2 separate regions of the Mus musculus genome follow, and region 2 is linked to region 1. A link is a contact called in ENCODE Hi-C data. All regions are on one chromosome and are shown on one strand. The core of a region is the stretch at or near the end of the contact, and the rest is flanking DNA. Distances in the headings are between cores, read along the strand shown. Region 1 holds the start of Ces2b (carboxyesterase 2B). Region 2 holds the start of Ces2e (carboxylesterase 2E).

Region 1 (6,383 bases), core at 2,462-4,961:
TGGTCCTTAACTAAGGAAAAATTAGAGCCACTTGAGCAGTGGAGATTCAACATATAGAAGGGTCTACCAGTCCTTGGAATTCTGGTGCTTGATATGAGAGAGAGAGAGAGAGAGAGAGAGAGAGAGAGAGAGAGAGAGATCAGAGAAATGCAGGATGTTAAGAGTTTTAAGAGCGGTGAATAGACTAATTCAACCTATGGGTCCATCACAGTTGGAATTTCTTTACCTTCTTTATTACCTAAGTCATGGCCTATGACAGTCATTTCCACCTGACCTACTGGAGGCATTTTTATCTCTGTAGAGAGCCTTCCATTTATAGAAAATACAGGATGCCTAAAGAGGAATGACAGACATCTCACCAATCCTGGGGCATATTTAAAGGTTTGACTTTGGAGAAGGGAATTAGTCTAAGGGGCATGCATACCATCATCCTTGATTGCTCTTTTACTTCTCCAGCCTGATAAGAAGACCAATTTGAAGGCTTAGTCTGAGTGGTGTGGATATTAACCAGGATTGCCTGGATCTTTGGACTCACAGCATAGACTCGGAGGTGGCAGAGCTGCTAGCTAGGTAGTGGAAGAAGTGGCTGAGGGAGAAGTGCCATGCTGTGCAATATAGGGAGGCAAGGGCGATCAGGGTGAGTTGGGTGGGACCACAATATGCTCCCATGACTGAGGAAGCAATTGTTTTGTGAATCTCCTCTATGGCCTTTTCTAGCACTTCGAGATCTGTGATGGGGTGGTTTTCAGGACATTCAGCATCAAATTCATCTTATGGGGAAGATGAAGCATCTTTGGTGGGCCCCAGCTTAGAGGGAATCATATATTGGTAGAGAGCAGCTATAATGGGCAGAAAATGGAGGAGGAGGGGGCTTTCCTTTCTGGTTCCCTTGGCAGTTGGTAAGATAAATGACTCAAGTTCATGTATCAGAGTCATAAGGATCACCTACCACCATCAAGGTAGCTGCCTCAAGGACCCCTTCCCAAAAGGAATTGGCTTCCTTCTGAGTAAGTGTTATGCCATGGGTCTTGAGCAGCCCCGTCATTTGAGACTCCTTTTAAAGTGATGATGAATTTCCCATGATAGAAATGGTTTGGAAATGTCAAAGTTGGAGATGAATGTTTCCAGTGGGGCGTGTAGCTCCACAGGGTGTTCCCCAAAGTCTTAGACATAAGCCTACCTGCACATTTCAGAGAATCTGGTGACCACCCTAAGGGATTTTGACTGGTCATTACATTCCTGGGTTCCTTTCAAGGAGAGAAAAATGTAAAGGGTTATAGTCAACACCCAAGTTGGCTGAGGGGGGTCTGGGAAGAGGGCTGGGGGGATTGTACCAATACCAAGGAGTATCTGTGGTCAGAAGATGTCACTTGTCCCATCATTGTACCTAGTCCCTCATTATAGTGCCAACCCAAAGTAAGAGACAGAAAGAAAAAAAGACTATAAGCCCTTGTGACAGGAAAAAAGATGAGTGTGTGTGTGTGTGTGTGTGTGTGTGTGTGTGTGTGTGTGTGTGTGTGTTGGGGTGTCAATGTACCCTGGCTGGGATAGCTCACCTTCCTTCTGTGCATACTTGTGGTCTTCATGATCCACATAGCATAGCCAGCTTCTATTTAGGTTCCACATTCCTGTCTGTCTCAGTGTGCTAGCTGCCATCGACAAGTGTGGATCCTGACAGGGGAAGCCAGGTGAGAACAGCCAAGAACAGAACAGACCTCAGGCAGATGTGAATGTGACTAGAATGTTCTCAGGAAACAGCTTCAGTGAAACAGCTAGGAATAAAAAATATATATTAGTTATTTTGTTTATTTACATTTCAACTGGTATCCCCCTTCCCATTTTCCTCTCTGAAAACCCTCCATCCCACTCCTCCCCTATCTCCATGAGGGTGCTCTCCCACTGACCCACACATCCACCCACTCTTGCCTCACAGCCCTAGCATTCCCCTATGCTGGAGCATCAAGCCTTCATAGGACCAAGGGCCTCCCCTCCCTTTGAGCCAGACAAGGCCATCCTCTGCTATGTATGCAGCTGGAACCATGAAAAAGACACCTAGTTAATTGGGGGTGGGGACGGGGGGGGGAGAACAAAGTCTACTTAAACCACTGTGGGAGTAGGTAGAGACATTGAAGGTGAGTGTACATCATTGGCTGGGGCCAATGCACTCAGGATGCCTCATCTGCATAAGGAGGAATTCCAGGTGCTGCCAGGCTAAGTGACCTCCTGGGAGCAGGGAGGCAAAAGTACACACAGAGCTATGTGTGCCTGGAAACCCAGACCACAGGCAGTGGGGAAGGATCCTACTGCTAGCCTCAGTATTTCTGGGGTTTGGACATGCCACGCCTCTGACTGATGGCGCATTGAGGAGCAGAGCACACAGGGATTTCCCAAGCTGAGCTACAGAAATGTCTGGGATTAAGAAGCACAGGGATGCACAGCATCCATTGGGATCTGGCTTCTCCATCCCAAGATTGGAGGAACCAGGAACTTCTCAGCCCTCATGGTCTAGCAATTCTTTTTTCAGGGAACTTGGTGTAGAGAGAACAGCTACCAAGAAAGGCTTAGATGACAGACAGGACAAGAGTGCATTGGAGAGGTAAAATTAGAGGAGGCAGAAAAACTGAGCTGGGTTTTGCCAGGGAAGCAGCCAGAGAGACACAAGGAAGTTTTGTAGTGCCATGCTGTAAAGTTCTGGATTATTATTTAGATAATAAAGACAGTAATCATAATTTGGAGCCAAGGCAAATTCTCACATGCACTAAAGGCTGTCTGGCACTGATCCCCACAAAACTTCCTCTAGAGAGTCAGGCTGGACTGGATATGGGCTCCGGATCCTTCATTCTTTGATATATCCTGTAGGGGTTCTTTGTAATTTAGATTGACCATAATGTTAGAGATATTAAGGTCCCATTAAATACTGGTCATGTGATTAAGAGTGAGAGTAATCAGTGTGTTATAAGAGAACGTTCCTTCAATGCTGATGACCTAAGTTCCATCTTGAGATTTACCAGTGGAAGGAGAAGATGCACTTGGCACACATTCTCCTTTCACCTCCTTATATGACCCATAGCCCGGCAGCAACTGCACACACATATCCATGAGCACAGTAAATGCAAACAATTAAAATTATTGGTTAAATGGATGAGTGACTGTGAAGTTGATCTGGTCAGAAGCTGATCACTAGAGGAGACACATCATTATAGCAGAGTGCATAGGGACTGTGGACTCTAAAACCACCAGAATGTCAGTGTGTTTTGTTGAAACAAATGTGTCCTAAAGGGAAGAGGGTCCATGCAGATCCTAAGATGATTGCAGGGGCCAAGGACCATGGAAACGGGCTCAATAAGCTGAATCTTCAAAGGCCAGGGGAGGCTTGAGAATGAGCTCACACTCAGAGCTCCTGCACTTGCCTGATTCTCCTGTGACATCTTGACTGTGTGCCCTTCTCACAGAAGCACTCTGATTTATCCCATTACAGCTTTCTGGCCAAACACTGGGATAGAGTTCCTGGTATCCCAGTTGAGCTCCAGAATTCATTCTGTGCCTTTCCAGGAGGCCACAGAGAGAAAAGAATTAGCAGAAGTGACTATTCCAGGCCATTGGCTCCTGTCACTTGTTAACTAATAACTTCTCCAACAACTTTGACCGGTCACAACAAGATCTCCACCTATATCCTCTTTGTTTAAATTCCTGCCTGGGCAGGACTCACACAGTCTGCTTCCTGTTTGTGAAACGTGGTCCTCCTAGCAGCACAAACTCAGAGCCTGAGAGCCGGCCATGCCACGGAGCCAAATGCATAACTGGCTGGATGTTCTCCTCTTTGGACTCCTGCTTCTCCTCGGCCATGTGCAGGGTGAGGCTCACTAAACAGGCATGGGGCAATGATTGCAGTCAGACCTGCCAAGTTCTGCATGTCAGAACTGAGCTTGTGGGAGGGAAAGCATGGGGGGCATGGAGGGAACTGGTCAAAAACATGTCATAGATCAGACATTCTCAAACTATAGATTATGACCATAGGAAAAACCAATATATTGACTGGTATAAGAAACACCCAACCATAAAATTATTTTTACTGCTACCTTCTAACTTAATGTTGCTCTTGAGCAGTTTCTCAGTTCCTAAGAGCATGAGAAATATGTGTTTTCCAATGGTCATGTCTCACAGCTTGAGGACTGGTGCAATAGATAAAAATATGAGGCACATGCCTACCAATACCCAGGCAAAAGCACACACATCTTGTGGCCCCACTAACACTCAGAGGGTCAGAGACATCTAATATCACTCTATACTGAAGAGACACTTCAGTGTAAAGAGATTTGAGAGAGCAGATGAGAATTCAGGGGAAGTAAGAAGATAGTTTTCTCTCCTTGGAGTATGGCTATGACTGTAACTACTATAAACATTTGAGCAAGAATGATAATAATCATAAATTCATGTGGCCAAATGGCACTGAGTGTGTGACTTCTTTAGCTAGAGAAATGGTGGGAAATCCTTAGAAAATGAACCAGGAAAGACTCCTGTCGCTGACTGACAGGGACACTCCTACACTCCTACCCCAAAACTAAACTGTGGGGGTAGGGGGCTGGGTTCCCTTCCTCTGTGCCCTTGTATCAATGAAATGGGAATCTCACAATCTGCTGGCAGATGGTTGCAGATACATAACCCTGATAGAATCTCTCCACCAGGTCAGGACTCACCAGAGGCCAGCCCCATCAGAAACACACATACAGGACAGGTCCGAGGCAGCCTTGTCCACGTGAAGGACACTAAAGCTGGTGTCCACACCTTCCTGGGAATCCCCTTCGCCAAGCCTCCTGTAGGACCACTGCGCTTTGCACCTCCTGAGGCCCCTGAGCCATGGAGTGGTGTGAGAGATGGAACTGCACATCCAGCCATGTAAGTTTTGGACCCAGAGGGTTTTAAGCACTGGGGGAGACTGTGTTCTGAGCCATGCTGAAGTGTTTCCTTCATCTCAGCTACACAACAGTTTTCTCTCTTTGTGGATGAGTGCACCATGCATTTTCCTAGTGATGTGTTAATGTTGAATAGAACAACTGGGCCAGGCTCCTGGGTAAAAACTTGGCACTCAGAGGGAGTTACATGTAGATATTATGGAGGGGAACAAAGATAAAGTGCTAACAGATTTAGATTAAGGACAGTGCTTTCTTCCACAACAGGAAGTATATCCAGGCATGAGTAAATGTCACCTATTAGGCATCAGAGCTCCTGACTCCAGGAGAATACACTTCAGGTTCCTGCGGAACACAAGAGTGATCAATACTTGCTAATCCTACTCTCATGGTCACTGTGACAACCTATAGGGCCATGTGCCATTGACCAAGGAATAAGTATATGTAATTAATTCCCTCTAGAGACACTGCAGACAAGAGAAGTTCCCTGAGAGTCTGCACATATGATCAAGGATTACTCACTACCCTTTAGTGTGGCATTGTCTTTTGAACCCTCTAGTAGCTGTGTGAGCCCAATAACAAATACTGGGATCTTAGTTTGTTTTCTGTTGCTGTACTAAAGTAGCCAAAGAAAGCAACTTAGGGGCAAAAGCTACTATTAGAGGCTCCAGATTACAATTCATCATTTGGTAAACACAGAGAATCAAAACTACAGGAGCTGCTCACATCATAGCCACGCCCAGGAACAGAGACTAGAAAATTCTTGTGTGTCTGATAATGCATACATAGCTAGATTTTCTTATATAACTTCATGAATGTCACTACAGACAGCCAATCATTTTCATGGAGACACCCACAGTCTTTCTATCCAAGTCTCAGAAATAAAGACATCAAGACCCTAACATACTGGAGGTCTCCTTAAAAATCTGGCTCCACCCAGCTCTCACAGGGAGCAGCTTAAAGTGGTTGGAAAAAAAATCCAGATTCACATTTGGTTTTGAACACCTACTAGAATATTTGATTGTTCTTTTCATCAGGTGTCTGCAAAATCTGGGTGTAATGAAGGAGATAAAATTGAAGCTGCCACCTGTCTCTACGTCCGAGGACTGCCTATATCTCAACATCTACACACCAGCCCATGCCCATGAGGGCTCTAACCTGCCTGTGAGTGTCAGGCTATGGTCATCTTGGGGAGAGGGCTTTTATTTTTTTCAAAAAGATTAGAAGGGACAAAAGCAACCTGAGTTCCTTTACAGGATGGAACCTGATGAAAGTAAGGTAATTACTTGGGTCAAAAAAGGCCATCTCAGCCACATGATGCAGCTGATACCTGGGTATGGGACACAGCACGCGAGCACCAAGCCATCAAAGGCTCCAACTCCTTAATAAAACCAGAACTCATTCTACAACTAGCTCTTTGCAGAACACTTAGGGGATCAAGCATTGAGGTCACCCACATTTATCCTTTTGGAT
Region 2 (5,639 bases), core at 2,349-4,848, 95 kb after region 1:
TATCAATCAGCCTGGGGAAGTGCGAACAATTTCATACTGGCCACCATGCACACAGTGGACACTATGAAATTTGCGGGCACACACACTCAGCTGGAGATGTTGGCAATTTTCTTCTCCCTTCCTAGAAGAATGTTCCAGTCCCTCCCTGCCTAATTCTTGTACAGTTGCTGTCCATCCTGTCTGGGTGTGCACAGATGGCTTGGATGCTCTGGTTGGCTGCCTGGGAGGCAGAGGCAAGAGGGGAGGGAGCTTCTGACTTTTCACAAAGTTTTTTTGAATCCTGGTTTTCTGTAGAAAGGGGGTCAATGGGGTATGGAATGCAAAGGCCTCACTGCTCTGAACCAATTACCCCAAATCCATGACCTTTTGACTTCATGCCCTTCAAAGCAAAATAGAAACCAAATTTAGCTACACTAATTGTGAAATCTCTCTTGAGATGAATATGAGAATCATGGGATGAATTAAGAAGTGTGTGAAGAGTGGAATTGCCTTTTTGGGTATATCCAAAAGTTAGTTCTGGGACCTGATTGTATTCCCTCACTTTTAATGGTCTCTGGTCTTGAAGATCATCCCTGAGTTTGGTGACCTAGTGATAGAGGAACTCATGAGGGGCACTGAAGACTCCCTGACCCTCCAACTATAGTTTCGAAACATGATGGTCTTTTCACTTTTCTGATCCCTGCCCTGCAAGAAGTATATTTCCAGGTGGAAACAATCATGAGGAAGGACAGAATCGGGTATGTACTTTTTTTACAGCTCAAAAGCTACTGTGGGGTCAGAATTCAAGCTGCTTCTCTCCCATCATGTGTTCCCTCCTCCTGTATCCACCCCAAGCAAGTGTAGGGGCAGAGAGAAGAGTTAACCCTTGAATACAAATGACCTATGCCCGATACTTCCATGGGAGCCCAACAGCATTATTGAGCTCCTGCTGTAAACACACCTCTGTGGGATACTTATTTCTGCTGATATATAGGACATTCCACAAAGGTGTTTTAGATGCTAAGAAGCCCTCTTACCACTGGGAAGATTCATTGTCAGGTGATTTCTATGGGCGTAAGTTTACCATGTATCAGCATATCTTGGTAAATCTGCATAAGAGTATGAGATAAGCAACAACCCACACTTCAAGTATAAAAAAAAAAAATCCACTCATGATCCTTCCTGTTAATCATCACCTGGTCTCTGCTCCCTAGCAACCATATGACTTCTTTCTGATGGAAGAGTTTGTAAACTGCATAAAATTTGAAAACATCAGGGCTCTGGGCTGTCCTATCATGAAAAGGAATTCTTTGTGACTAGTCTCATTACTAGGTACAATTTATTCAAGCATTGCGTCCTTTGCTAAACAATGCCATTCTACATATGCACTCAACACATTTACCCACTCCCCAGTTAATACACACCTGAGCAACCTGATTCCTACTACTTCCCATCAAGCTCTTGTGAACTTTCTCAAACACAGGGTTTGTTTTGTTTTGTTTTGTTTTAGTTTTGTTTTGTTTTGTTTTGTTTTGTTTTGTTTTTTAGCTTAATATTTTCTTCTCTTTGGGCCAAGCTGTCTTCTATGACTGTATCATTCTTATCTCCTCCAGGCATGTTTGAGGACACTGGTGACCCCATATCTTTGCACCGAATCGGTGTGAAGGAGTATCTATTGCAGGTGTTTCAATAGAATTTGAGCTTCTGCTTCCCCCACTTCTCCCTGTTCCTGAGCTCACTCTCCACTTCTTCCAAGAAATGCACCTGAGAGTCTTCTTCATTCCACATATTTGCTATGGCCTTGGCAATTACCAACATGAGGGTCTCTGGATAAATGTGCAGTAAGTAACAAAGCCCATGGGTTCTACCACCCCTTCCCAGCATTCCCAGTTACTGTTCTATAGATAACTCCATGACCAAGAGTACTTGTGAAAGAAAGCATTTAATTGGGGGCTTCCTTACATTTCAGAGGATGAGTTCAGAACCATCATCCTGGTGGGCAGCATGGCAGCAGGCAGGCAGGAACGGAGCTGGAGCAGTAGCTGAGAGTTTACATTCTGATCCATAAGCAGAAAGCAGAGACTTGTCCTGGCATGGGTTTTTGAAACTTCAAATCCCACCCCCAGTGACAAACCTCCTTCAACAAGAGCACACCTCCTAATTCCTCCAAAACAGTCCATCAACTGGAAAGCAAACATTCAAATATATGAGTCTGTAAAGGCTATTCTCTTTCAAACCACTACACCAGTAGAGCTGAGAAAGTCTTGTATTAAGAGGAAGCACCAGGAAGCCCTGAAAACTTGAAGATGCTGATTCCTTGACCCTGAGAAAGAAGGAACTGAAGACGACCTCGTAGCCCTACAGCGCATCAGTTTCTTTGCTCAAGGAACTGAGAGGAGGGAGAGGAGCAGCCAGTGAGGGCTGGGACAGCAGACTGGTCAGGAGTGCATTGCAGCCACTACATTGAAACAATAGCCAGTGTTGGTAGGGAAAGGCTTGGCTGTATCATGCTTGCAGAGACAGAGAAGCCTTAAGGATGTAGCTCCGCCCGCAGTGCTAGGCCCATAAATTATCAGGATCTGGAAATACAGAGTGAAGGCAAATTCTCAGACTTCAGGCTTACTTTGATCCCTGTATCATGCCCTCTAGGAGATCCGTTGGGCATTGTGGGAGCTCCTAGTCCTGTACTCTTTGGTGTGTTCTGCCAGGGTTCTTTGTGATTATTACACACCTAGTGTAGACCTGTACCTTTGGCTTTATCATAGACTCTGAGAGCTCAGACACTGAGAGTTCAGTGTTAGACTAGCAGGACCTGAGTAAATGTTTGCTAAGTGAAGACCAGGAGATGGCACAATGTGCCAAGGAATTTTCAAAAGGCCAGAGACCTAAAATGGGTCCCCTATATCCACATGGTGGAATGATCTGACTGACGGAAGAGGCATTTCACATGTGTGGCATGGCATTCACACATGCATATAAACACATGCACAAGAAAGAAAGAAATAGAAAAAAATGGAAAGTGCTCCTTAAGTAGATAAAGAACTATGAAAGTTGATCTCAGCAGGAGCTGGCTAAAAGAGGAAACATATATTACAGAGGTGGTGTGAATAAGGAATGAGACTTGCGAAGTGCCACATTGTGGTGTTTCAGTGAAATAGCCAGGACACATGTGGAGGGGTCCATATAGACCCTAAGATCACTGTAATGGACATATTCTGAACACATTCTCTCCCTCCTTCCCTCTCTTCTCCCCCTCCCTCCCCCTCCCCTCTCTTATCTTGAATACATACCTACTTGAAGAAGCCCCCCAGGCTGTCTCTGTTACAGATTCCTGTTCTCTGAACTCCAGAACAACACTAACATCTGCCCAATGAGTACAAGGACAGTGATCATGGTTTGAATTGACTTAGGCTTGAATATAGGACTCCCTGTGTTACAGAAGGACTTCAGATGGCATGATATACCTTTCTAGGAGGCCAAAGAGCAGGAATAGAGATTGCTTTGGCTTCCTGCTGGCCTGCTCTTCTTTGGCAATACGAACTTTGCCCCGCCCTAGTGAATTTCCTGCCTACTTTATTTTAGGTCCAAATTCCTGCCTAGGCAAGACCCACATCTTTTATTTCCTGTCCATAGCACACAGATATCCTGGAGCAACACAGACTCAGATCTAAGAGCTGACTATGCCACTATACAAACTTCTTGGATGGCTGAATGCTGTGGCCTGTGGGGTCCTGCTTCTCGTTCTGCATGTGCAAGGTGAGAGTCATTCAGTGAGCAATGAGGAACAGGTCAGAGCTGCTCAGTTCCTCGGAGTCAGCAGGTTCGTTTGTGGGAGGGAAGTCACCAGGGAGGGAAAAGCTGGTAAAGATGGCAGATAAAAAGGGTGGAAAATGTGTGCCTCCCAATGCCTTCACCAAAGCCCACAGAGTGAACCCTGCTGCACATAGAGGGTCAGCAATACCTATGAACACCCCTTTCCAAAAACAATCATTCCAGTGGAAGAAGGGCTAAGAAGTGCTGCACCTGAAGGTTAGAGGAAAGAGAGCAAAGGTATCATTTCCTCTCTCCCTGTGTGACTGTGGCTGCTACAGACCTTTCGGTGATGATGAAAAGAATACATCCATGCTGTCAAGTGGCTCTGAGCATGTCTCCTCCTTAGAGACATGCCCTGCTACCATTCAAAAGGAGTATAAGTAATGTTCCTGGCTTGGGGGTTATGTAGAAGCTCCTACTCGCACATCCCACACCTGAGCCTACACACCCCAAATTCCCTTCCCCATGGGCACTTAGTGAAAATAAGGTGGGAATAAACCATGTAGTGGCAACTGCCTGGGCAAAACTAACCATGTTGGCATCTCCACCCACAGGTCAGGACTCAGCCAGCCCCATCAGGAACACACACACAGGCCAGGTGAGAGGCAGCCTTGTCCACGTGAAGGACACTGACATCGCTGTTCATACCTTCCTGGGAATCCCCTTTGCCAAGCCTCCTGTAGGACCACTGCGCTTTGCACCTCCTGAGGCCCCTGAGCCATGGAGTGGGGTGAGGGATGGGACCTCACATCCAAACATGTAAGTTTTGGACCTAGACAATTGCAGGCCGGGGGTAAAAGCATGCTTTAAGCTCTGGGAGCAAATGAAATGCTTCCTTCTTCTCAACCCCATAGAAGTTTTCTGTCTATGATGTGCAGTGCGTTGTGCATTTTTAGATACATAGCTAAGGCTTCTAATAGAAAAAACTTTGCCAGTCTCCTGGGTCAAAGATCAGTTCCTATACGTTATCTCTCAGTTTTGCAGTGAGAAACAGATATGAATGGTTCCTAGATTCAGAATATGCCAAGTGATCTCTGCCACCATAAATGAGGTCTATGGACAAAGGTCAGTATAAACACCTTAACCAGCAAGAGCCCAGAGTCAAGTATAATGTACTATAAGTCTCTCAGGAGGGCAGCAGTGATGTGTCCTTTCACAACTCCAGCCTCTACAGTTCCTCATACAACCAAAGGAGCCAAGTGCCATTGTCCAAAGAAACATATAAAACCTTCCTCTGAAGATTACGTGTGAAGTAGAGGTCCTGAGAGTTTCTGGAAGTAGGGTAAAGAACATCCCATGGGTCTTTGGGACATTGTTTTTGGGACATTGTCCACTGCACCCCTTAGTGCCTGTGTAGGTATTGCACAACATTATCTTGGTATCTTCATTTTGTTTCTTGTAGCTGTGATAAAATACCTGGTAAAAAGCAGGTTAAGACAGAAACTGTTTATTATGGGTCACAACTCCATGTTACCATAGACTACAAGGGGGAAACTTAAGGGAATAAATAATATCACATCTTTAAATGGGACCAGAGAGCAAGGAATGCATACCTACTGCCTAATGTTCAGTTTGCCTTCTCTGTTCATACTATTCAGAAGCCCCTTCTTAGAGAATGGTTCCCCCCATGGTTGAAAAGTTTACCACCTCAATTAACAGAATCAAGGAAATCCCCATAGGCTAACCTGATCTAGACAATCCTTCACTGAGACTATATTCCCAAGTGATTCTATGTTATCTTAAGGTAAAAATTAAGACTAACCTTCTCAATAGGCATTAAAGAGTACTAACAGAACTGGTGCTTATCGCTGCTCACGGGAAATTATTCTCATAGAGCCTCCAGGAGT

What was found. A loop is a pair of places that touch in the nucleus more often than their neighbours do.
Region 2: a map of CH12.LX shows a loop between it and region 1 (2.3-fold over the local background). The contact joins the promoter of Ces2e here to the promoter of Ces2b in region 1. A Hi-C loop is called at or near these places in 4 of 37 maps with a recorded cell type or tissue (CH12.LX, Patski, mouse embryonic stem cell and 1 more).

Annotation. Positions count from the first base shown.
Region 1 is chr8:104,827,895-104,834,277 of GRCm38, forward strand. Ces2b (carboxyesterase 2B) reads left to right here and starts at 3,712. Exons shown (of 12, transcript NM_198171.3): 1 at 3,712-3,853; 2 at 4,686-4,896; 3 at 5,948-6,074. The coding sequence starts at 3,778.
Region 2 is chr8:104,922,662-104,928,300 of GRCm38, forward strand. It overlaps Ces2e (carboxylesterase 2E), which reads left to right and starts at 3,599. Exons shown (of 12, transcript NM_172759.3): 1 at 3,599-3,735; 2 at 4,347-4,551. The coding sequence starts at 3,660.